Linked DNA regions of Homo sapiens: regions 1, 2, 3, 4, 5 and 7 are each linked to region 6. Evidence: chromatin contacts called from ENCODE Hi-C or POLR2A ChIA-PET data. All regions are on one chromosome and are shown on one strand. Each heading gives the region's core, a stretch centred on a gene start or an enhancer-like site at or near the end of the contact. The rest is flanking DNA. Distances are from core to core; before and after follow the strand shown.

Region 1 (3,001 bases), core at 486-2,985, 160 kb before region 6:
TCAAAAACCAGGGAAAATTTTAGATTGGCGAATGGTTCTGCTTGGAAATACATCTTCTACTGAGGTTGGAGGCTGATGAGGAAAAGTAAAAACAATGAGGGAGGTAAAGCAAGAAAAGAAACAATACACTACAGATAAGCAATGAACAATTTTGTTTCCTGGGGGAAATGCAGAATTTTCTGTTTTCTAGAGATGTGGCCAACTGGGAATAACACCTTCCTTGTCTTCCAAGCCACAGATGTGGGCTTTTCCAGTCCTAACTTGGAGAAAAAAAATTAGGTTGAAGATATATACACAAAATTCATACTCTGGGTTTCCCACCAAAACATGGAACAGAAATGGAAGACAACAAGGTAAAGAGCATTGGCTCTGGAGTCATCCAAACCCGCGTTGACTACCCGTTATAAACAGTGTTTTGTCCTTCAAAATTCCTCGGGCTTCCGTTTCCTCATTTGTAAAATGAAATGACTTTGCAGGGCTACGGTGAGAAAATACATATGTGTGGGAAGATAGCCTATCAATGTAAGTGTATAAATATCTCTAAAAAATCTCTCTATATACAGATAGCAGTATTTATCTCCATATCTGTATTTATATCACATAGTCAGCACTCAATGGCTAGATGCATTGGTTATTATTGTTGTCTCGAGGTAAGATAGGCTTAGAGTTTTAGTGGTAGGCTGAGTAATGATCCCCCAAAGATGTTCGCATCCTAAAGCTTGGAACCTATGAATCTTGCCATATGTGACAAAAGAGGGTCTGCAGATGTGATCAAGTTGAAGATCTTGAGATGGGGAGATTACACTGAATAATCTGAGTAGATTCGATGCAAACCCAAGGGTCCTCATAAGTAGGATGCAGGAGTCAGAGTCAGACAGGAGGAGGCGTGATGACAGAAGAGAGGGACAGAGAGAAAGAGATTTGCGGATGGTGACTCTGAAGATGGAGGAGGGGGCCATGAACCTGTTGGAGCTTCCCCCACAACAACTTCTCTCTGGGGGTTCATCTGTTGAGAGTCACAATCGCAATCTTATAGGAGCTGGAGCTTTGCAGGGAGACCCTGAAGACACCCAGAGGGAGGCTCCCCAGTGCTGTCTTTGGAGACTTGCAGGCAGGTGCCTTGTCCTCTCTATCACCAGCAAGTAAACTGCAACTGGCCCTGCACCTCCTTTTGAGATGACTTGGGATTTGATGGGAGCTCAGGGAGCCAAGGAAGGCAAAGAGAAGCAGGAGCCCCGCCACACACATTGCAAGTGGTGGATTGCTGGCTGTGGTTTTCCTGGAAGGCTCTTAAATGGCTTTCAGGACATTCTTTGTTGGGGCCCTACATTCTTTAGCAGGGCTATCATGACTTAAGGGGTGTGGCCAGCAAGCCACATCCTCAGGGTGTTTTGTGGGCTGCTCTGCAGTGTGGCATAGGGACCCTGGCTTGAGAGACCTGCTGCTCTTTAAATCTATTACTCAGGAAGTGTTTGGCCTTTTTCTGCTTATTCTGGTGAAAACATATCTCCAGTTTCCCACTGTGAAAAAGACTTTGTCCTAAAGTTTTGGGGAACTGTTATTTAGAGTCCTTACACCTGCTAAGATATCTCCCCAAGTCCCAAAGGCCAAAAATAAAAGGCAACTTTCTACCCCAAGCCACCATAGTGGCTGCACTATGGTCAGACAAGTGGTCATCATCCTGGTCTGTAACATCTTGCTCACTCCTCTGTGCTCCCATATACAGTCATAGTGTATAGCTGCATTAAAGCACTTGTTTCAACATTTTGAAATTGTGCTTTCCCCATCACTTAGAATCCATGCATTCTTCAGTGCTGGGATCACATCTTATAGAGCTTGGTATTCCCAGATATTAGTATGGTGCTTGTCACGTAAGTTATTAATAAATGTTTCTTAGATGAGCAAACTTTACCTCTGTGGTAATTTGTGTAGCTGCTATCCACTCGATGTAGTTGCTTTTCAAAAAACTGAGGTATAATTTACATACAATCTACCAGAAAGTGTTAAGTATTCAGTTCAATTATTTTGACAGTTGAATATATCATGACAATTGACTACACCAAAACAAGAGGCAACCACTGTTTATGTCTTTTTTTAACCAGAGATTAATTTTGCCTAGTTTTGGACTTTATAGAATTGGTTTATATATTATACACATTTTGTGCAGCTTCTTTCACTTAGCATAACTGGAAGTCTCAAGTTTTATTCATACTGTTACATCATCAGTAATTTTTTTCTTTTTCCTTTTTTTTTTTTTTTTGAGATGGAGTTTCGCTCTTGTTGCCCAGGCTGGAGTGCAGTGGTGCAATCTCGGCTCACCACAACCTCTGCCTCCTGGGTTCAAGTGATTCTCCTGCCTCAGCCTCCCAAGTAGCTGGGATTACAGGCATGCACCACCACGCCCAGCTAATTTTGTATTTTTAGTAGAGATGGGGTTTCACCATGTTGGTCAGGCTGGTCTTGAACTCCCGACCTCAGGTGATCGGCCCGCCTTCGCCTCCCAAAATGCTGGGATTACAGGCGTGAGCCACTGTGCCTGGCCAGTAATTTTTTCTTTTTCTTTTTGACTAATATATATCTATTGACTAATACATATCTATTTCTTTTTGACTAATATTCAATTTATGAATATGCCAGAGTATGTTCATCCACCCTCATATTGATGAACATTTGGGTTGTTTCCAGTTTGGGCTGTTATGGAAAAGCTTCTTTGAGTATTCTTGTACAGTTCTTCTTGTGGACATATGTTTTCATTTCTTTTGAGAGATATTGAGGGTGGAATTGCTGGTTGTAGGATACATGAAGAAGTTAACTTTATAAAAATCTGACAAACTATTTTCCTAAGTGGCCGTACCATTTGCATTCCTACCAACAGTGTTTGAGAGTTCCATTTCTCCACATCCACATCAACTTTTGGTATTGTCTTATCTTTACATCTGAGCCATTTTAATAGGTGCAAAATGGCATCTCATGGTGGTTTTAATTTCCATATCAGTGATGA
Region 2 (2,837 bases), core at 230-2,729, 250 kb before region 6:
AACGAACTAAACATCTAAATGTTGCTAAAGTGACTGAATCACAGATCCACTGTTTCTTACTCTGGTTTTTGCTAGAGGGGCAATGAACATGTAAATTGAGGGTACAATGCAGCAAATGAACTAAATTAGAGACTTTATTTGAGTATTGTTGATGCCGGGAGAGATGAGAAAAATAAGACAAACCTTGCCTTCAAGGAACTTATATTTGTGAGGAAAATACATCAACAAAGCAAAGTCAAGTAATCATAAAAATATGAACGGCTCTTTAACAGTAGAAGGGAGGGAGAAAGCTGAGCGTGGTTAATTTATACATGGAATGTATGAAGTTGTTTCAGAGAGGCAAGAAATTATTTGCCTCTCTGAGTCTTCCTGGAAACAGTCTCCCTGGAGGAGGTAGATTTGAGTATTGAAAGGAGCATTCTAGGCAGGCAGAAGGCATGAGTGGAATCACAGAGGTGGTGAAAGATCCATGAGAGTGAGATGAGTAAGCCAGGCTGGCTGATGTGAGGTTTTGGGATGGTGAATAATTGGAGACTGTGCTGGAAATAGCTAGTGCATTGGACTCCAGAGGGTCTTAATTGGTGGGACAGGAGCTTCTGCATGCACCATGAAAGACCTGCTCTGACACAGTGAAAATCTCTGCATCTCCCTTTCCCACTGAGTCATCTTAGGCTTCCCTCTCTGCTTTTCCCTTGAAGCCAGGAGTCCATTCCCAGTGGGCAGGCCCATCCTTCCTGAAATCCAGCACAAGATGAGGCCTGGTAGGTGAGTGTGCAGGGCCATGGTGCAGACTCCTCCAAGCTCATCATTACTCCAGCTTGGTCAGGGTCTGTTTGGAAAATGGAGTGGTGACATCCTCTTGCCTCAGGATGTGTGGAAGCTCCTTCCATGTATACAGTAGAAACAGAGCATCTCTGATCCTTTATTACCCCCAGAACCCACTCTCCTGGCTCCTGGCCGAAGGGCCTGAGAAGCAATTGTAAAATTGGGAGCTTGCCCAAAGGACCAGTACTATATAAAGATTCATTTCAAACCCTGAGCAAGGCGTTACGGATGCAGACCTGATAATGAGCCATTATGAGAAAATGAAAAGCACAGACTTTGTGGTGGTGCCCTCAGAGCTAAGTAATTCTGGAGAGTAATTATGAAGCAGAAGAATGATTATACAAACTGCAGACTAAACATTTAGGCCCTGTGTGTGAGGCCAGCTGACAAAGCAGAGGTAATTAATAGGCAGTTACAATGTGGAAGATTCTGGAAAGTAGAGTTCTGTTGTCTGAAATTTAGTCTGACAGAGGAATATTAGCAAGATAAATGTATTTGGACCAAGCACTCCCGAGAGGAAGGGCATGCTCAAATTGTTTCTGTAAAAAGTCTCTGGCGGTGTTTGGCTCCCTTCTGCGTCCTTCATGAAACAGTTCTCCTTGAGTATTACGGTTGGCAAGCATGTGGGTGGGGGAGATGTCACACGCACCCGCTCCAGCTGTACAAGCAAGCCACTGCGAGGATTAGACGCTTGTTAGTTATGAACTTAGGTGTCTGGTCTGTTTCTTTGCCTTTCAAAGGCACTTCCTGGCAGAGAGGTACAATGGTGCTTTGCAGGAAACCCTGTGCCCACAGCATCTGTTCTGCAGCTTGGCAGACCGCAGCTGGCCCTGAGCATGGCCTACTAATTCTCTGGGTCAGGTGTGGCTGTGGTGAGATGGATCTCAGCCAGGTAAGACCCTCTAATCTCTGTTTTCTTTCTCCTGCCATAGATACACTGATGATTGGAGGGTATGACAGGAATTCTTGCCTGCCTTTGGGTCGTGAGGGAAACAGAGACAGCGTAATGGCTTTTTGGAGTGCCAGGAGCAGAGTCCCCAGAGTTCATTCTTAGAAAACTATGAAGCTGTTCTTTGAACTCCAACTTTTTCTCCTATATTCATTCAGGGCTCTTTCCTCTACAACCCCCTCATTCTTGCTGTTGATAGATGCCTCTTTCCTACTCTCTAAATGTCCAATTTTATCTTCCTTTGGAATGCCATCAAATTCTTCCTCCCTTTTTCTGTACCCCACCTCCAAAAATAATCCCAACACCCACCTCGTCAGAGTGTCCATTTATTTCCTCAGGGCTAATCCCAGAAGGAGCATACAAGTTGGTGAACTCATACTAATATGTGAATGATTGTTGCCCTTGGATGGTTAGAAAATCAAGGTAGTTGTCCACTGTAGAAGATTGTTTAAAGCCAAGTGGTTAAGAATATTCTATATCCTTCCTTTTGCATATATTATCTCGTTCATCCTTGTGAAGCAGATAATCTCACCATCTCAATGTACAGAAAAGGAAACTGAGGCTCAGAACATTTTGAGTAGCCTACTTAAATAGTCTAGGCAGAGATTGAACCCCCACGTCTCTGGCCCCAAGAGGTCTTGATAATTCCCTCACAACTGCTGCCTAACAGCAGATAAAATATATTTGGATTCTTCTCACCTTTAAGAAAACCTAGTAAGTTAATCTCTAAAAATCAGCAATCTGCTCAGGGGATACAGGGAGAACTAGGACTATTGTCCCAAATGTGTAGTCATATTTATCTGCTTACCAAATGACCATGTGTTGAATCCCTGAAAACCATGGGAGAAATACCAATTAAAAAAAAAATCAGAGTTCTGTGACTTCTTCTTTACTAGGTTTCCCTAAAATTATGTTTTACTACAAAACCCTGAGTATAGACCACATGCTACGAGATGATCCGTGATATCTCTTAGCCCAGTTATAACAACTTACAGTTTTCCTTTTTTTTTTCTAATTGAATACAATGTTCCCAATTATATTAGTTATAAAAGATAATTGCAAA
Region 3 (3,099 bases), core at 58-2,557, 160 kb after region 6:
AATACATTAACAGAATATGGTAAGTATCATTTATGTTGGCAAATAAATTCACGTGTGAAAAACCTGAAAGAACGAACTACAAAACATTCTTCAACAATAAAAGAATAAATATATAGAAATCAGTAGCCATGACAAATACAGATGGCAGCCAGTTAGAAGGTGTACTGGAAGGTAATGCCTCATTTACCCTGAGTAAAACAAGATCAAATATCTAGGAATAAATATAAGAATCATGTCTGATAGGCAAGCAGAAATTGAAGGAACCCCAAAAGTTTGAACAAATAAAAAGACACACTATATTTTGATTAGGAAGACAGCATCCTAAAATTATCCAATATCCTTCAATTAATCTACAAATTTGATAAAATTCCAATACAAATACCAACAAGATTCTTTTTATGTTCTGAGGTTCAAATGGAAAATCAAACAAGTAAGAGTAGTTGTGAAAATACTGAAGAAGTCAAGCAATGAGGGGCAACAATACCTACCAGATAAGAAAAAATGCATAAAGCTATCATACTCAAAGAAATATGAATGAATAGACAAATCAGTGAAATAGAATATAAAGTCCATAAATACATCCTAATACACATAAAAATGTATATGATAAAAGAGGCATGTAAAATGAGTTATTCAATAAATGAGTCCCTGGAAGATAAGGAGGGTGGGAAACAGATAGGATAGGCTATGAATTATTAAGCAACTGGTTTATATCTAGTTTAACCAGCAAGATGCAGGAGCATCTTCAACTTAGTTTTCTCATAGCACCATGATGTCCACAAATCCACTTACAAGCAATAGTTCTGTCTTTCCCAATGTTACATTCCAAGCATTCACAACCGTATCTGGACACAGAAACTCTACCATGGTACCAAACAGTAATTACTCTGCAGAGGTAATAGGTGCACACACTATTTAGGTCTGAATACCACAGCAGGGAAAGGTATGCCAGCTAGGAAGGAAATAAAATCTCAGGAAAAACGAGGGCAAGTAGAAAAAAAAAAAGATAAGAGGAACTAAATAGCCTCGCTGGGCACATACTCATGGGAACCCTGCTGATGTTGCCCAACTTGAAGATAAAGAGATGCCTATGATATAGAATCATGAAGATCTCACCTCAGAGAGATCCGTGATATGTCACCCAGGAGCATCCGTCACCTGCCGGAGCACTGTACCAGGAAACCAGAGGCATGGTTCTGTGTAATCTCGAGCAAGCTAAGTGGCCATGATGAGAATGCTTCTTCCTACTGTGCCCAGCTACAGGATTTATGTAAGAATGACACGAAATGACAGATGTGAGTACACTTTGCAGCTCTGATCAGTGGTATCCTAATAAAGAAGAATTGTTAGCTTTGAGTTGAGCCTTGTTTGTAACAGGCACTCACTTCACTGTTGTTGCCTTTTATGTTCCGGAGTCCTGCATGATATGGACTCCAGGATAGCAAGAGTCCACATACCCCTCCCCAAGAGAAATTAAGCTGGGAGCCATGGAATTATCATCATCTCCTTGCCACCCTGTCCAACTGCAGGTCGTGGGAAGCTGAATTTACCCTGTGAGACTTCTGCTTCATTTACATTCATCTTGGCAGGCAGTGGTGGGTCGTGGGGAACCTGTTGAAAGCATGACAGCAATGAAGGCTTTCTTACATGCTGAACTCACATCAAAGCTCTTTTCTTCTGTGCTGACACATGTAACTCTTTACCAGTCTGATGATAACACATACAGAGACAGACCCTCGGATTCCTGCTGGGGAGAAAACAGAGCCAGAGATATGCTGTACTGAGCTGGCAAATACAGTGTTCTTTCTGTTAAAATCTGATGGGAAAGTAACTAGGCAAAAATCCATGGTGCTGGCTACGGTACAAAGATGACCAAGGCTGTCTCAGGTATCCTGGTGGCTTTATTGTCTATTTCCGGGAAAAGAGTAGGTAGGGATCAAGAGCAAAGAACATGGGAAAATGTGCTGCTTTGTCATTGCAGTTCATTTATTTCCTAGAAATTTTGGCTTCTAGGGAAAGGCAGCGTGATATAAAAAAGAAAAAGGTACTGGACTCAACCTGATTTAAATCCAGACCTGACACTTTGCTACCTGGATGAACTTGGGTAAGTGACCTAAGCTCTCTAAGCTTCAGTTTCCTCATCTGTAAAATGAGGATGAAATTTTCTATGCAAGATTTTGTAAGGAAGATCAAATAAATGGACATAAAGCAATTGACACATAAATATGGAAACGATTTCTCAGCTTTCCTCCCTGAGGGACAGAGACTCTTCAGGCTACTTAAATTCTCCCCAGACTTTTCCAAGTTGCTCTTTATCCTCATACCCTGGCCACACCACAAAAGCTGCCCACATAGAAGAACTTGGTGAAGACTTGCTGACTATTCCCCTAAATTCTGCTTGTTTAATAAACATCTGCAGAGACAGGCTCAGCAATGGGCTCATTGTGGAGAATCCCAGAAGTGTGTGGCAACACCAAAGGAATTTTATGAAAGTCCCAGGAGAGAGAAACTGTCGTTCAAGTCATCACATAGCAAACTGCCCCTAACACGTGCTGCACACACATTAGGTGGTGACTCAGTTTTGGTGTTTGACTTGAGTCTTAAAACATAGTTCAGAACCTGATGATACTTCCCTGAATTCCCATTTTTAGTGTGAAAGTGTGTTCGGCTTCCCGTTGGCTATTGGGAGCTTGAAAGAAATTCAAGGAAGGAGACCTACAAACTGCTTATAAAGGATACTGCGTGAGCTTTATGCACTTTGGCTCTTTTAATCCATTCCACAAGGCCGTGATGCCCATTTTACAGATGATGAAACTCTTTCTGAGGTTAAGTAGCTCACACGGTGCCACAGCTAGCGACTGCGTGAGCTGAGTCACATCCAGATCGTTCAGTATGAGAATTTTAAGAGAAGATAAACATGTGATTCTCTCGAAACTCGGTGTTCTGTAGCCTGCAAACCCCTCTGGAGCCTGGTGTTTGCTTTGCTTGCAAGCCTGACCTCCGAGGCTCCTGCCATCTTCCTTCCCTCTTCTCCCCTCCATTCTCCCCTTTCCCGAACCGTTTCTTTCCCCCATTCCTTCCCCATCTAAACCACAGAAA
Region 4 (3,215 bases), core at 712-3,211, 240 kb after region 6:
CGTGTGACTTGGGGAATGCTGCTTACCTTCTTTGAGACCCAGTTTCTTCATTACAAGATAAAGAGCTTGCTAGGTGAGCTCTGTGACTTCTTTCTACTTAAACATTTTGTGATTCTGCGTTCTTAGACTTTGTAATAATTCTCTCTTAAGGTATTTGTACATTAAGTTTTACATGTCATTGTGGAATGAACAGATTTATCTCTAGTTACAGAATCCCAAACTTCAGCAGAAGGTGCAGGGAGAACCAAAGAGGTGAGGGATAAAGAAAGGGGCTCCGCCAAACCATATCTCTCATCTTGTTCTTGAATTACCAGCCCTCTGGCAGTCAACTTTCTTAACTGGCTTCCTTCTGGAGCCCAGATTTGTTTTTCCTTGCTCTCTTAATCTCTGTTCACTATTTTCTATAGAAATTACTTTAGAGAGAAACCCTCTTCCAATTGTATTTAAATCCACCCCCCAAATATAATTTATTCTCTTATGAAGCTTTGAAATGGAAAATTTTCCCCAGAAGTAACCAGGCATTGTGCAAAGTCGCATCCATTTTGAACACCAAAGCAGCTGTAACAAATAAGAGATGACAAATGCCATTGTGTAATTTAGTTCTTCATATCAGTTTGTCATTCTGACTCCTTTCTATTTAACTGGATGCTTTGTCAGACTTTGTAATCTAACCATGTGAAGGGCAGTGAATAAAGGATTAACGAAACCCTTTCCAGTTTTGCATGAGCATTTGATTTTTGGCTAACTTCCTAGCTCTGTTCCCATGGAAACCTGATAAAGGAAAGTACAAGTGGGCCCTGATTGGTAAATCCTATCTGGATTGGGACAACTATAAATACCAGAGAAGAAGCCATATTTTCGAGTTTCCCTAAGTGCAGTGACCCTTGTAACTGGCATGACCTTGAGAAGACCATGAAAGTTATGGCCATGGAGTTCCTCCAAGAGATATTAGCTGCTGTGAAATACAGGGCCTCTCATATAGTGTGGCCTCCACACCCCACTGATGTGAGTCTCATTTCTTCACAACTCAGTCCACATGGGGGCCAAAGAGAATAGCTTCTGCCCACTGTGTGGATGGCTTTGTGGTCTGCTGCGAGGTCCCGCAGAAGAGGAAGTCTGGATGTGCCCTACTGACATGCTCTGCCTCCTGGCCTATGAATCTTCTGGGTCAACTGCTGTCTAGAGTGGGCCTTGGCAGTCTTGTGAGTTTGCAGGTTTAATAGAGCCTTATGAGACCTCCTGGTGGGTCTTGTGGATGGAGGTTTTCACTTTTACTGGTTTGAATGAGTGCATTTGCCTGTGAAGCTGTGAGCATGAGACAATGTCCAGTCTTATGGTTTTTACTAATTGCCAGTTTTTCTTTACAAATTAAAAAATAATTTTGTAATGAAAATTGGCAGGTCCCACTTGAGAATATTATACTAAGTGAAATAAGCCAGTGACAAAAAGACAAATACTTTTTTCCACTTCTCTGAGGCACTCATATTCATAGACATGGGAAGTAGAATACTGTTTGCCAGGGGCTGGGAGAGGAGGTAACGGAAAGTTGCCGTTTAATGGATGCAGAGTTCCACCTTTGCAAGATGGAAAGAGTTCTGGAGACTGGTTGGACAACAACATGAATGCACTTAACACTACCGATTGTGCACTTGGTTTAAAAACTGCACATTTGTAAAATGGTTAACGTGGCAAACTTTATGTTATATGTATTTTACCATAATTTAAAAATTTTTTTTAATTGACAGTTTCCTCTAAATATCACACTTAAATCATGTTTTCAATACACAGACTAATTCTAAGTGTTTCCAAATTTCCTTCTAAGTAATATAGGAAGATTTTGTGTTACTTTTCCAATTTCATCCTGCAACCACGGTTAAAAATCACTACTATTCACTTCTTACCATTTGATCTGTTGACAGTTTCAGCCATCAGTCACTGCCGGCTCCCACTTCATTTAGTTACCATGTCCCTCACTAACACAAGATCGCCGTCTAGGGGCCAATCGTAGAACTACAGGCTACACAGAGGAGAAGGGAGCCAGGCCACCTTTCCCATGCATCCCACTCCTTGAACAGAAAGAGCAACTAAAAAGGGAGGCAGGAGTTCTAAGCACCATCTTTTTTTCACCAGTACAGTTTCCAAGATCTTGCTGCTATGAAAATAAAGATCTCCTAATATTTATAGTACTTGAGGTTAGAATAGTCTTCTAGGTAGAGTACTAATATCTTGCTGATAAAGCTTTTGATGCTGAATCCTTGATTATTCTCTTAATATAATATCTTCTGTGCGAATAAGGCTAAAATGCTTGCATACACTCTTGTACTCACTTAGGAATGTAATAGAGCAGTTTGGGAGAGTGACTGAATGCTTCTGCTTTGGGCAAATTTGCCACAAAATCATATTATGCAATCACAGGGTCACAGAACATTAGAACTTAAAGAGCTTTAGAGGCCCGTGGTCTCTAGCAGATCCCTTTGAGAGTCTGATAAAAATTAGAGGTTTACGTACCATAAAATGCTATTTTGCACAAAGCTTTGAATACCATTTTAAAATTTCATCATAGATGAAGAATTCCAGCTTGAATCCCACCCCATAATTTGGAAGTGAAGTTTCTGAGAAGCATCCTGTGTGAAGAAGCAGCTAAACAGAGGGGAATGGGAGTCAGAACTGGATGTTGGAAAGAGATGTGATCCCACAGACAGTGTAATGCTGGGTTGGAACCAGCCCTGGTCAAACCCATTCCCCCGAGTGCACATGTGTTCCAGGGAGAAGCTTGCTGGGGAAGAGAGCAGCAATTTGCCCACCAGAGGCCCAGATCTCCTGGGAGAAATCAGCTGCCATGGAACAGGAGTTTTTCTTCATGCTAGAAAGGGAAAAGAACATGAATAAGTGGCAATCCAGGGACAGCCAGAAGGAACCTGGACAATGGCTCACCGGCTGAGCAGAGATAGAGTTGCACTGGGTGGGGGGGGCGGGGGTGGGGGGCAGTTGACAGCAGCCTGGATTGTGAGCAAGGAGTACGAAGAAATAATAATTGAAGTAGCAGAAGGTAGCAAGGGGTGCAGACCAAGAGCACAGGCACTGCAGAGAGAAGTCTGGATTATTTGTGAGGACTTTCCCTAGGGACTTCTAGAAAGAAATCACTAGTGAGGTCTAAAAGAAGACTGGACTTCCAGTGTGGTGATAGGAACATTGCTCTTTGAGTTCTTACTACA
Region 5 (3,227 bases), core at 1-2,500, 200 kb after region 6:
CGGCTGCGCGGCTGGCGCGTGAAGAAGTTGCGCATCATGCTGTGGGCTGCGCGCCGCTGCACCTTCCAGTGCTCCGAGTAGTGGCCGAAAGCCATGCTGCGGCCGCCGGACACCACACGGAAGGAGGCGAAGGCCGGCCGGTCGGCGAAGGCCGAGCCCTGCTGCACCAGGGCCTGGTGGATGGCGCGCTCGCCATTCAGCACCACTATGGGGCAGCTGCCCAGGCGGATCTGGAAAACGTCGCCGTAGCGCCGCGCCAGGCGAGCGAACGAGAGGTGAGCCGCCTGGCCCACCGCCGCCGCGTTTCCGATCAGTGGCCACGCAAACGGGCCCGGGGGCGCGGACCGGAGCTGCCGCCTCCGTTGCCTCAGCAGCCGCTGGCCCACATGCACAGTGGCCAGCACCGACAGGAGTAGCAGGAGCGTGGTCTGCTGGATGGACAGCGGGTTTAGCGGCCAAGGGTCGTTCGGGCTGAGGCTGGTGCCCATGCTGGGGACAGAGAGGAGAAGGCGTGACACTCAGGGGTGCAGAGACAGGAGCGGGCGCCCCACGCCCCTACCCCAGCCTCTGGGGACTGAGTGCCGTTGGGTGGAGAGGTCGGAGCTGACTCTCTGGAGAAATGGCCGAAGACGCCCCTTCCCATCCCCAACCCACTCTCCCTTGGAGAAGAGAAGGGGCGTGTTTCCACCTCGCTGTAACCCAGCGCCAAACCCTTCCCCTCCCCGCAAGGCGCGTAACGGTTCCTGCAATCTGGGGACAACGCTGCGGGCATCGAGGCGGTGGCGCTTGATTTCCTTTAAAGTACCTACCACGCCACCCGCTACCTGTAATAATCCATCTGAAGAGGTCGCCGGGCAGCGCCTCGGCAGACAGACTGACCTGCGGGGAGGTGCGGTTTCCAGTGGCGCGGGACAGCCGGCTCCGAGAAGGAACTGGGACCTTTGCCTAGGGCAAGACGTCAACAGGAACCCGCAGGCCCGGCCTGGACACCTGCTGCCCTCACTGGAAGCTTTAACTCCCACTCGAGTCTCTTGGCGTCGTCAGTGCCAGGAGCGCTTGGATTGGGATGGGGACGGAGAAGGGTGCCTCGCTCGCCGAGCCCCGCTGCCCTTGGGGACCTGGCAAAGTCGAGGTTTCCTCACAGCGTTGAGATTGAGACTGGGGGTCGGTGAGTGGCGTCAATTCCCATGCCCTTGCGGCTCTCACAACTGGAGTCGCAGAAGCGCTCGCTCCCACTCCCACTCCAGAGTCAAAGCGCGCCATCCCGCTCCTCCGGGTTTTAAGGACTGGGTAGAAGGAGGGCAGCGCGACCTGGCAGGGCGGGGCCTGCGGGGGGCGGGGCGCGCCGCACACCAGGCCGCTTTGACCCGGACTCCCGTCCAGGCGCACCGGCCGGCCTCGGAGCTCTACCAGCAGGCTTTCATGGGAGCGGAGGTGCCCACGTTTCCATTGTGCGGTAACCGCGCTTCATCACAGCCACCTCCAATCGAGGCCGCACGGTGTCCCCAGAACCACGCTCGGTACAACCTGCCCCGGCCGCTGCGCTCGACTTGGGAGCGCGCCCCGCCCCGAGCGCACGACCTCCCTTCCCTCTCCGCGACTTGAGCTTGCTTCCCGGAAAGCCAGTGTAGTGGCAGCGGTTTGCCTCACAGCGCCCCTGGTTGGTTGTTTAAATTTTATCTTAGGTTCTCGCAAACAAATTGCCACCTCAGTGGAGGCTCTTTGGCATGCTAAATTTTTTCCAGTTCTTGCGGCGAGATCAGGAATCCCTAAAAGTAGCCGCTCCCCCGCCCCGGGGCCCCGACAGTGCTTGGGCACACAAAGGCTCCTGGGGCGCAGCTGGCCCTGAGATTTCCCGCGTAGAGGCCACTCCAGGTGGCGCCGCCCGCTGGTGGGCGCGGGGCCGCCCAGGCTGCGATGGAAGCCGTTGGCGCAGGGCGGGGAGCCAAGCTGGGGCGACTGGGGGGGCCTGGGGGAGCTAGCGGGGCGGGACCCGAGCGGGGCGGAGAGTGGCAGGAGGAGGCGAATCTCCGCGCTCCGGCGAACTTTATCGGGTTGAAGTTTCTGCTGTCGCCTCCCCTTTGCGTGCGGAGCTGGGCTTTGCGTGCGCCGCTTCTGGAAAGTCGGCTCCAGTCATATCCCTGGGCGCTGCCTGCGGCCGCTCCTCCCGCGCTTCTCACGGCACCTGACACGCGGAGGCGGCGGCCGAGGGTGGGGTGCCGGCCACCACCACCCTTGGCGTGGGGTGCCGGCCGCCACCACCCTCGGCTGCGCACGCACAGTCGCGCCTGCCAGGCCAGCGAGGCGGACGCTTGGGCCACCACCCGCAGGCCGAGCCCGGGCGCGTATCGCCACCTCGCTGCGCACCGGCGGCTCTGTGGTCTTCCTGGGCGCGCTTGCGGTCGCGAAGGGGGCCCTCCCTTTATAAGGGAAGCCGGAGGCGCTTGGGCGGGGGTGGCTTCCCCCGCCTGGCGCGCCCTTTCCTACATGCTGATGCATAGGATTTTCAAGACAGCTAAGAGAACAAGGACTTCACGAGGCGGGGGGAAGGGCGAACTCGAGGGAAGAGGTGGGATGTATCTGGTTAACCAGGTAGGAATTGTACTGGCTTCATCAAAGGATAAATATAAAAGTGATAGGTTCACCAGGGACAACCCTGCACTTTGAGCTCCACTCGCGCTGCGAATCTCGTGCTATTATTGACCTGTTTACAGATGAATAAACTAGGGTTCAGAGAGGTTGCGTGACTTAACCCAGGTCGCGCAGCCATCAAGAAGTGGAGCCAGGGCTTGAAGCCACCAAGTCCCACTCCAGATCCTTCACATAAGTTTACACGGAAGAAAATTGCAGATAAGAGGCCCAAATGCCTTCTTTCCTGCCTCCCTTAAAAAAAAAAATGCACGTGGGGCTAGGCGCAGTGGCTCACGCCTGTAATCCCAGCACTTTGGGAGGCTTAAGCGGGCGGATCACTTGAGGTCAGGAGTTCGAGACCAGCCTGGCCAACATGGCGAAACCCCATCTACTAAAAATACAAAAGTTAGCCGGACGTGGTGGTGCACACCTGTAATCCCAGCTACTCGGGGATCAGGGGGGAAGGCAGCAGAATTGGTTGAACGTGGGAGGCAGAGGTTGCAGTGAGCAGAGATTGCACCACTGCACTACAGCCTGGGCAGCAGAGTTTAAGTGAGACTCTGTCTCAAAAAAAAAAAAAAAAAAAAAATCAGCTG
Region 6 (3,204 bases), core at 352-2,851:
CTACACATAAATCCTTCTTCTACTTAAACCCGCCAGAGTTCCTTGTGCCCTCATCTAAGAGCTGAACACAAGTAGTAACAAGTGCTCAATCAAAAGGAAAGCCAGACGAAGGCATGGAGAGTGATGAGAGGCTACCTTAGGTAGGTGGCCAAACTCAGCCTCTCCATGGATATGGCTTTTAAGTCTCTCCAGAAAGCCCGAGAGCAAGGCCACCTGAAGACCTGAGGGAAAGAACTCCAGAGAGAGGACACAGTGCAAAGGCTGGGCAGTGACAAGCTGGGGGGCTGAGGAATACCAAGAAGGCCAGTGTAGCCTGAGCTGAGACAGAAGCTAAGTCAGAAGGACAAGCCAGGGCCACAGTTGGTGAGGCTGGTTAGATTGTCGTGTGGAGTTTGAGTGTCATGCTGCGTGTGAGGGAAGCCCCAGCTGGTTTTAAGCAAGGTGACACGGTCTGGTAGTTGAAAAGATCACCCCGGCTGCTGTCAGAAGAATAGTCTGTAGCAAGACAGGAGTGGAAGCAGAAAGATCAGAGACTCTTGCAGAGGTTCAGGAGCCAGGTAGTATGGGTCTGATCCCTCTAGGCCGAGGGCGTTTGAGTGGCGGTGGTGGGAAGAAGAAAGATGAGGAGTAGATTTTGAAGGTAGAGCTGAGAAGCCTTGCTGTGTGTTAGATGAAGGGTGTGAAGGAAAGAGACAGTTCGGGACCGAGCCGCTCTCTGAGATGGGGAAGATGAAGAGAAAGGCAAGCTGGTGGGTGGAGAAGTCAGGATCAAGAGTTTGGCTTTAGATCTAGTGAGTGGGAAACACCAATGAGGTGGAGTGGAGACAGAGTCTGCAGGGGGATGTAAGGACCTGGATGAGGTGGGGGCGAGCTGGGCGCTGGAACTAAGTGTGTGGGATTCCTCGGCACGGGGAGGAAATGTACAGCCATGAAGCTCAATATGCTCACTCAGACGAGAGTGTGGTTCGAGAAGGGGGCTCAGGACAGAGCGCTGGGGAACCAGGGATGAAGAGATCACAGCGAGGAAGAGAATCCAGCTAGGGAACTGCAGGGCGGGAGGAAGAACACAGACTACGGCGTCCTGGAAGCCAAGAAAAGAAAACAGGGGCCTTGGCAATGACCCTAGGCACTTCCAGAGGATGCTTGTATCAAGCAGGTAAGGGGACTGGGGCTCCCAGAGGATGGGCCACCCCGTTTCAGTGCATGGCCCGGCGCCTCTTTAGAAGAGGAAGCCCCTGGATTCCAGAACGTGCTGGCTCCACCCAAGGCAGACGGCAGTGAGGCCACACACTATTCCCAGCCCCTTTCTCTCTGAAAAGAGCCCTTTGTAACTTCTTTGAGAAGGAAACACCTCCGTCAGGGGAGGAACATTATTTGCTTCCTGTTAGAACAGACTTTTACTTAGGATCAAGCTCGGTGTCAGCCCCATCCCCACAGGGAGCAATAAGGGAAAGAGGAGGGAGGGGGCCGCAGACACTCACTTGTGGGGGCTGGTTTCGCAGGAACGGCTCCGGAGAGCTTGAAGAGGGGTAGGCTGCAGGCCCACAGCCGCAGTCTCTCTCAGCTAGAAACCCTCCTCCCTCCTCTGCCAGCCTGTCCTCCCCGGGCTCCGTTCGAAAGGCCTGGGAGATAGGGAGAAGGCTGGTCAGCCTGGGCGGTTAGTGGCTGGTTTAACACTTCCTTGCCTGCCAGCCCTTTCCCAGGAAGACTACAGCCAATCATTCATTCATTCAAAAGCTCTTTGCCAAGCACCTACTCTGTGCTAGGTCTGTGCCCAGCATGGGGACACAGTATTAGGCAAAAAAAAAAAAAACAAAAACCAGACATCCCCCATCTGCCCTGAACTTACAGTCTAGTGGGATAAATTAAACAAGGCACGCAAACACCTCTACAGCCACAAATGTGATAAGGCTCTAAGTGAATATCGCACATGACAGTGGCCCTGCTGAAGGCCAGGCAGAGGTTCCTTCTTGAGGAAGGACGTCTCTGAATCTCCAGAAGCCAATAGAATCTGTAGCAGCAGAAGAAAGGGTCAGGTTTCTAGAACTGCCCACTACGACTTTAGAAGCTGACGCATCTCTGTTATGCCGCGGCTGCGATGTTTTAAGTCCCCAAAGCCCAGAGCACATCGTGGAGCATGGAAGTGGTTCACTGAGAAGCTGAATCTAGTCCTGGGGCTGCTGGTGTGGAGGGTGTGTTCCGCTCTTGGGGCAGCAGCAACAGGTGCCGTGAGAGGCTCAGAGCTTTTGAAGCAGAAATGGCAATACTCTACATCTTCAGCAAATATTTGGGAGTCTTTTGTTAAAAGAAGAGCAGAATAAATATCTATGCCTCTTGTAAAACCCAAAGGAAAGCTCTCAGATAGGCTTCTTTAGGGCTATGACTATCTCTGCAGCTTCACTATACTGAGTTAAGTCTGTAGAGCATCTGTAACCCTAGGCATGTGTGTCCACAACCTCCACACGTACACAAGGACACTCCTACAGAGGACAGGCCGTGCGGACAGTTAGGGGAGGACAGTGGAGGCCGCTTCAGTTCACTTCGGTGCTTTGGATTCAAGTGTTTTTCTGTTTCATTTTCTGGGTAGCTGATTATTAAGCTAAACACTCCTTTGATGGTTGAAAATACATTAGTCCCTTTTCTTGCACGAATCTAATTCACCAAAGCCTATTAAAGTGCTTTTGGACCAATGAGGAAATTTAATGCTCAAGTATTTTATTCTGAATTCCAATTTTCCTTGTGTTATGATTTTACCTATAGGTGGTTGGGTTGATTGTATGGTAAAGATGAAAAAAAGCATATTTGGAAAGAACATGACAATTCTCAAGGTGTTTATACTACTTTACTGTATTTGATCCTTGCAACTGCCATGTGAATTAGGCAAGAAATATTTCAGTTTTACAAATGAGAAAACTTCTGTCCTGAGACATTAAGTGATATACTCAAAGGTCATATAATAATTTGTTTTGTTTTTATCTTGACTACCATACTCCTCTATACCACCTTCAGGACTCTGGAAGTCAGATATATGTGAGTTTTTTGTCAACTAAATTCATAGTTGTCTTAATATTCATCCCTTGCTAAAATTAAGGTGCAGAAATAAAATCTGTCTAATAGAGAAATATAAATCCATCTTTTGTCTGGATAATCAAATTTTACTATATTTTGTTTTAATCCTGAGAATGAAATTTTACAAATAGCTCA
Region 7 (2,973 bases), core at 331-2,830, 230 kb before region 6:
TCTTAAAACAGTCTGAGATTTTTTTTTTTTTTTTTTTTTGCAATTTTCTATTTTTATTTTTTTAAGCTCATCAACTATGGTTAGTGTTAGTGTGTTTTACATGTGGCCCAAGAAAATTCTTCCAATGCGGTCCAGGGAAGCTAAAATATTGGACACCCCTGCCTAGGGGAACTTGTTTCGTCTACTTGGTTAGTTGTCCTAATTGCATTTTACCTGCAGTCCAAAGGTTATTTTAGATGATAGAACTGCAAGAACCCCAAACCCAAAGAAAGAATCGTTGAAGTGGTTGGGAGAGGAGGTCATTTCTGAGATACATTTCCAGGAGAAATACAAGTTTGAGAGAAGGAGCTGGTAGTTACTGTGTGCAAGTGTTTTTCTTTGATGGGGAAGGAGTAGTTGGCAAAGGGACAGGAATCTGTGTGTACATTTCCTGCTCCTGTTTCCTTAACCACCATCCTCAGGGCATCTCTGGCACCTTGGGGTCGGGTAAGTGCTCTCTACTGCCCTCGTTTTAGCTGCCTTTATCTCGTCTATATGGCACTTTCTGCGTGAAAAGACATTTGCCTTACAGGGATGAAACTGGACTTGCAAGAGTTTGCTGTAGAAGGTGTTCAAGTCAGGAAGATGCTCAGAAATGACCACTGAGAGGGTGGCATCAGTGCTGACTTAAAAAAAAAAAAAAAAATCTGACCTCACATGTTCATTTTTCCAAAAGTAGAGAGGCTCAGTTTCTAGCCTCTCAAACCATAAGGAAGTAATCAAAATGAGAGTAGATGGAAATCATCTCTTACCTTAAGGGCTCATGTACATTTCAGAGAAGCAATTTCTCTAGCTATACTTATTCTCTTATGGTCTTGTTTATTACTATAAACAAGCAAGTTCACTTTATCATTTACTTTTTATTGTGTTGCTTGAAGTACCTATGTAATGCAAGTATGTACTGTACTAAAATACCTATATTTCCAAATAACATATGTGGTGTAGCCCACAGTCTCTGCAGAAGCATCATGAGTAACCTGTGCCTTTACACTTTACAATCCGTTATTGGTTGCTGTTAAAAGTATGATAACAGATGAAGAAAAAAAAACTAAGTATGAATACACTTTTCCAAACACGCACATACACAGCTTACAATGGAATCCCAATGGAAATAAGTGACAACATCTGATGTAGAATCTATAAAATGTAGACTCTGCAATAAAAAGCCAAAGGCACGTAAAAATATATTTTAACTTTAAAAATAACTTAGTTACAGTAATACTTTGCCTGTGTCTTACCAACATGTAGCTGACAGTCAAAATTTTGCAATATAGATATAATATATAGGGATATATAAGAACTACAAGAAAATCCCCAAAACCCATAAAGTTCAAATGTGAAAACAGAAAAGTTTTAACACTGGAGAATTCGCTATGGTGAGCCTAAGCAATATATAGAAAAGAGTCTACAAAAAGGCTTAGGTGTTAAATAAATTTTGACTTCCTCTTGCTCAGAAAATGTCGGAGTGCTATAAAGTTCCGTGAAGTTCCTTAATGTGACTCGCTCAGCCCTTCATAGCTAGTGCCAATCCTGGCCAAGCCAGATTTCTTGTGTGTCTGCAAACAATATGTGAGCCGAACATCACCAATGCCTCCTGAAAATGGGCTCTGACTCACTTCCTTTTTTTGCCAAGATAGGTTTTGCTTTGTTGTTTTTTTCTAAATTGTTTTTGCAAACAGGGCATAACAGGTAAAAAAATACTTTGTAAGAATATTATTTTAGAAAACCCAACACAAAACTGCAAATACAGCTCCGGAAGCCCTTCTCTTCAACTGTGGTTAGTTTGTTTTTGTACCTTTTACCCCAAAGGAAAAAAGTTGGCATCTTGTTACTTATTTTTATCCATTACATTCAGCACCTCATCCAAAAGTGAGGGCCCAAGATCAAGCTGCAGGGAGAGGAGGGAACCTGTAAGGTCAGAGAGGGACTCCTCTGACTTAGTCTTTCCCTTGATGAGCTCGCATGGGGTGGGATGGTCAAACATGTCCTCGGCTGGCCAGTCGGGGTACTGTTCGGACAGGCTGGAGGAGTGGCTGTCTCTGCCTTGGCTGGACTGAGATGCAGAACCGCTGGAGCCCCACGAGGTGTCTCCCTGGTGGACTGTCCCATTCTCCAACAGACTGCTTTTCTCCTGAGCTTTTTCCTCCATGACGGGCTCGCAGCTAAGCCTGGGCAGCTTTGCTGGCCCGAAGGACTCCTGTTTGGAATTAAATGTCACTGGTGACAATAAGGGCAACATGAGAGCTTGGGATCCTCCAATGGTCGGGAGGGAGATGGCATTTTTGAGCACCGGGGAGGGCGTTTCTGTGAACACAGAGTCCGAGGTGCTGTTGGCCCGGAAGAACTCATTATGCCCAGGGAACTGGCCCAGGTGTGCTTTCTCCTGGTTTCCAGGTAAAAGCTCGTAGTTCCCTTGAAGAAAGGAAATATCTCCAAAGACATCGTGCTGGCCCTCTTTGCCAATGTGGATGGTGTGGCGAAAGTCTCCAAGCGGGGGACTGATCATATCAGGAGACAGAATGTCCCTCAGTTTAAATTTCTTTCCTTTCTTGTTATTGGCTGCTTTCAGGTAAATTGGGGTCTTGGCTGGCATTTTGGAATTTGAGAATGTCTATTTTGCAAGCGGGAGAAAGGGCCACTTTCTTCACAGATGGTATATGTTTCTGAATCCTTTTTGATAGGAACTGTCACATCATTTTTCTCAAGTGGCTTCAGAAGTGGCTTCGAAATGAGATGGGGTCAAAGAGAACCTTCCTGAGGTTACGGCCAAGTGAGGCTTCCTAGAGAGCCAGTTACATCATCCAGTCTTGACCACAACCAGGACAAACCTGCAGAAGAAACCAAAGCAGGTTATAAGCTAAAGACCCTTTTGGGTGCCCTAGGGCCTCCCTTTTCACAAGAGCCTGTAAATAATGGCAGGGCCAGTTTCAACTA

Evidence for each region. A loop is a pair of places that touch in the nucleus more often than their neighbours do. ChIA-PET counts read pairs that join two places held with the same protein, here RNA polymerase II (POLR2A). Pooled maps may share reads with other maps.
Region 1: a map of mammary epithelial cell shows a loop between it and region 6 (4-fold over the local background). The contact joins the enhancer-like site here to the promoter of PIRAT1 in region 6. A Hi-C loop is called at or near these places in 1 of 168 maps with a recorded cell type or tissue (mammary epithelial cell) and 4 of 50 pooled maps. POLR2A ChIA-PET finds 5 or more read pairs at or near these places in 2 of 52 experiments (BJ and activated T-cell).
Region 2: a loop to region 6 is called in a pooled map, with 3 times the contacts of the local background. The contact joins the enhancer-like site here to the promoter of PIRAT1 in region 6. A Hi-C loop is called at or near these places in 7 of 37 single-sample maps with no recorded cell type and 13 of 50 pooled maps. POLR2A ChIA-PET finds 5 or more read pairs at or near these places in 1 of 52 experiments (AG04449).
Region 3: a pooled map shows a loop between it and region 6 (2.3-fold over the local background). The contact joins the promoter of RMDN2-AS1 here to the promoter of PIRAT1 in region 6. A Hi-C loop is called at or near these places in 1 of 50 pooled maps. POLR2A ChIA-PET finds 5 or more read pairs at or near these places in 2 of 52 experiments (Panc1 and activated T-cell).
Region 4: a loop to region 6 is called in a pooled map, with 4 times the contacts of the local background. The contact joins the enhancer-like site here to the promoter of PIRAT1 in region 6. A Hi-C loop is called at or near these places in 4 of 50 pooled maps. POLR2A ChIA-PET finds 5 or more read pairs at or near these places in 2 of 52 experiments (OCI-LY7 and activated CD4-positive, alpha-beta T cell).
Region 5: a pooled map shows a loop between it and region 6 (2.1-fold over the local background). The contact joins the promoter of CYP1B1 here to the promoter of PIRAT1 in region 6. A Hi-C loop is called at or near these places in 2 of 50 pooled maps. POLR2A ChIA-PET finds 5 or more read pairs at or near these places in 2 of 52 experiments (GM10248 and activated T-cell).
Region 7: a loop to region 6 is called in a map of endothelial cell of umbilical vein, with 4 times the contacts of the local background. The contact joins the enhancer-like site here to the promoter of PIRAT1 in region 6. A Hi-C loop is called at or near these places in 16 of 168 maps with a recorded cell type or tissue (Caco-2, GM12878, HepG2 and 9 more), 23 of 37 single-sample maps with no recorded cell type and 22 of 50 pooled maps. POLR2A ChIA-PET finds 5 or more read pairs at or near these places in 7 of 52 experiments (BJ, H1, HEK293T and 4 more).

Annotation. Positions count from the first base shown.
Region 1 is chr2:37,710,261-37,713,261 of GRCh38, forward strand. No RefSeq gene overlaps it. Among named protein-coding and RNA genes, the nearest start is that of CDC42EP3, 40 kb to the left of the region's middle. Within about 2 kb of position 1,736, at least 3 of the 41 ENCODE cell types and tissues checked have a DNase peak (open chromatin) inside an H3K27ac peak, as active enhancers do; they include mammary epithelial cell, where a contact is called at or near this core.
Region 2 is chr2:37,624,837-37,627,673 of GRCh38, forward strand. No RefSeq gene overlaps it. Among named protein-coding and RNA genes, the nearest start is that of CDC42EP3, 45 kb to the right of the region's middle. RefSeq lists an enhancer at 350-619. Within about 2 kb of position 1,480, at least 15 of the 41 ENCODE cell types and tissues checked have a DNase peak (open chromatin) inside an H3K27ac peak, as active enhancers do.
Region 3 is chr2:38,035,034-38,038,132 of GRCh38, forward strand. It overlaps RMDN2-AS1 (RMDN2 antisense RNA 1), which reads right to left and starts at 1,308. Exons shown (of 4, transcript NR_102712.1): 1 at 1,117-1,308. It also overlaps a transcript of RMDN2 not described here.
Region 4 is chr2:38,113,435-38,116,649 of GRCh38, forward strand. The region is part of intron 3 of LOC107985871 (a long non-coding RNA gene); the gene reads right to left. Among named protein-coding and RNA genes, the nearest start is that of CYP1B1-AS1, 16 kb to the right of the region's middle. Within about 2 kb of position 1,962, at least 8 of the 41 ENCODE cell types and tissues checked have a DNase peak (open chromatin) inside an H3K27ac peak, as active enhancers do.
Region 5 is chr2:38,074,901-38,078,127 of GRCh38, forward strand. It overlaps CYP1B1 (cytochrome P450 family 1 subfamily B member 1), which reads right to left and starts at 1,251. Exons shown (of 3, transcript NM_000104.4): 1 at 880-1,251; 2 at 1-489. The coding sequence starts at 488. RefSeq lists a promoter at 1,232-2,607, cis regulatory regions at 1,246-1,253, 2,174-2,203, silencers at 1,247-1,336, 2,247-2,366 and an enhancer at 2,074-2,272.
Region 6 is chr2:37,874,262-37,877,465 of GRCh38, forward strand. It overlaps PIRAT1 (PU.1 (SPI1) induced regulator of S100A8 and S100A9 alarmin transcription 1), which reads right to left and starts at 1,602. Exons shown (of 4, transcript NR_110012.1): 1 at 1,482-1,602.
Region 7 is chr2:37,643,956-37,646,928 of GRCh38, forward strand. CDC42EP3 (CDC42 effector protein 3) reads right to left here. Exons shown (of 2, transcript NM_006449.5): 2 at 1-2,867. The coding sequence starts at 2,632. The coding sequence ends at 1,868. Among named protein-coding and RNA genes, the nearest start is that of CDC42EP3, 26 kb to the right of the region's middle. Within about 2 kb of position 1,581, at least 6 of the 41 ENCODE cell types and tissues checked have a DNase peak (open chromatin) inside an H3K27ac peak, as active enhancers do; they include endothelial cell of umbilical vein, where a contact is called at or near this core.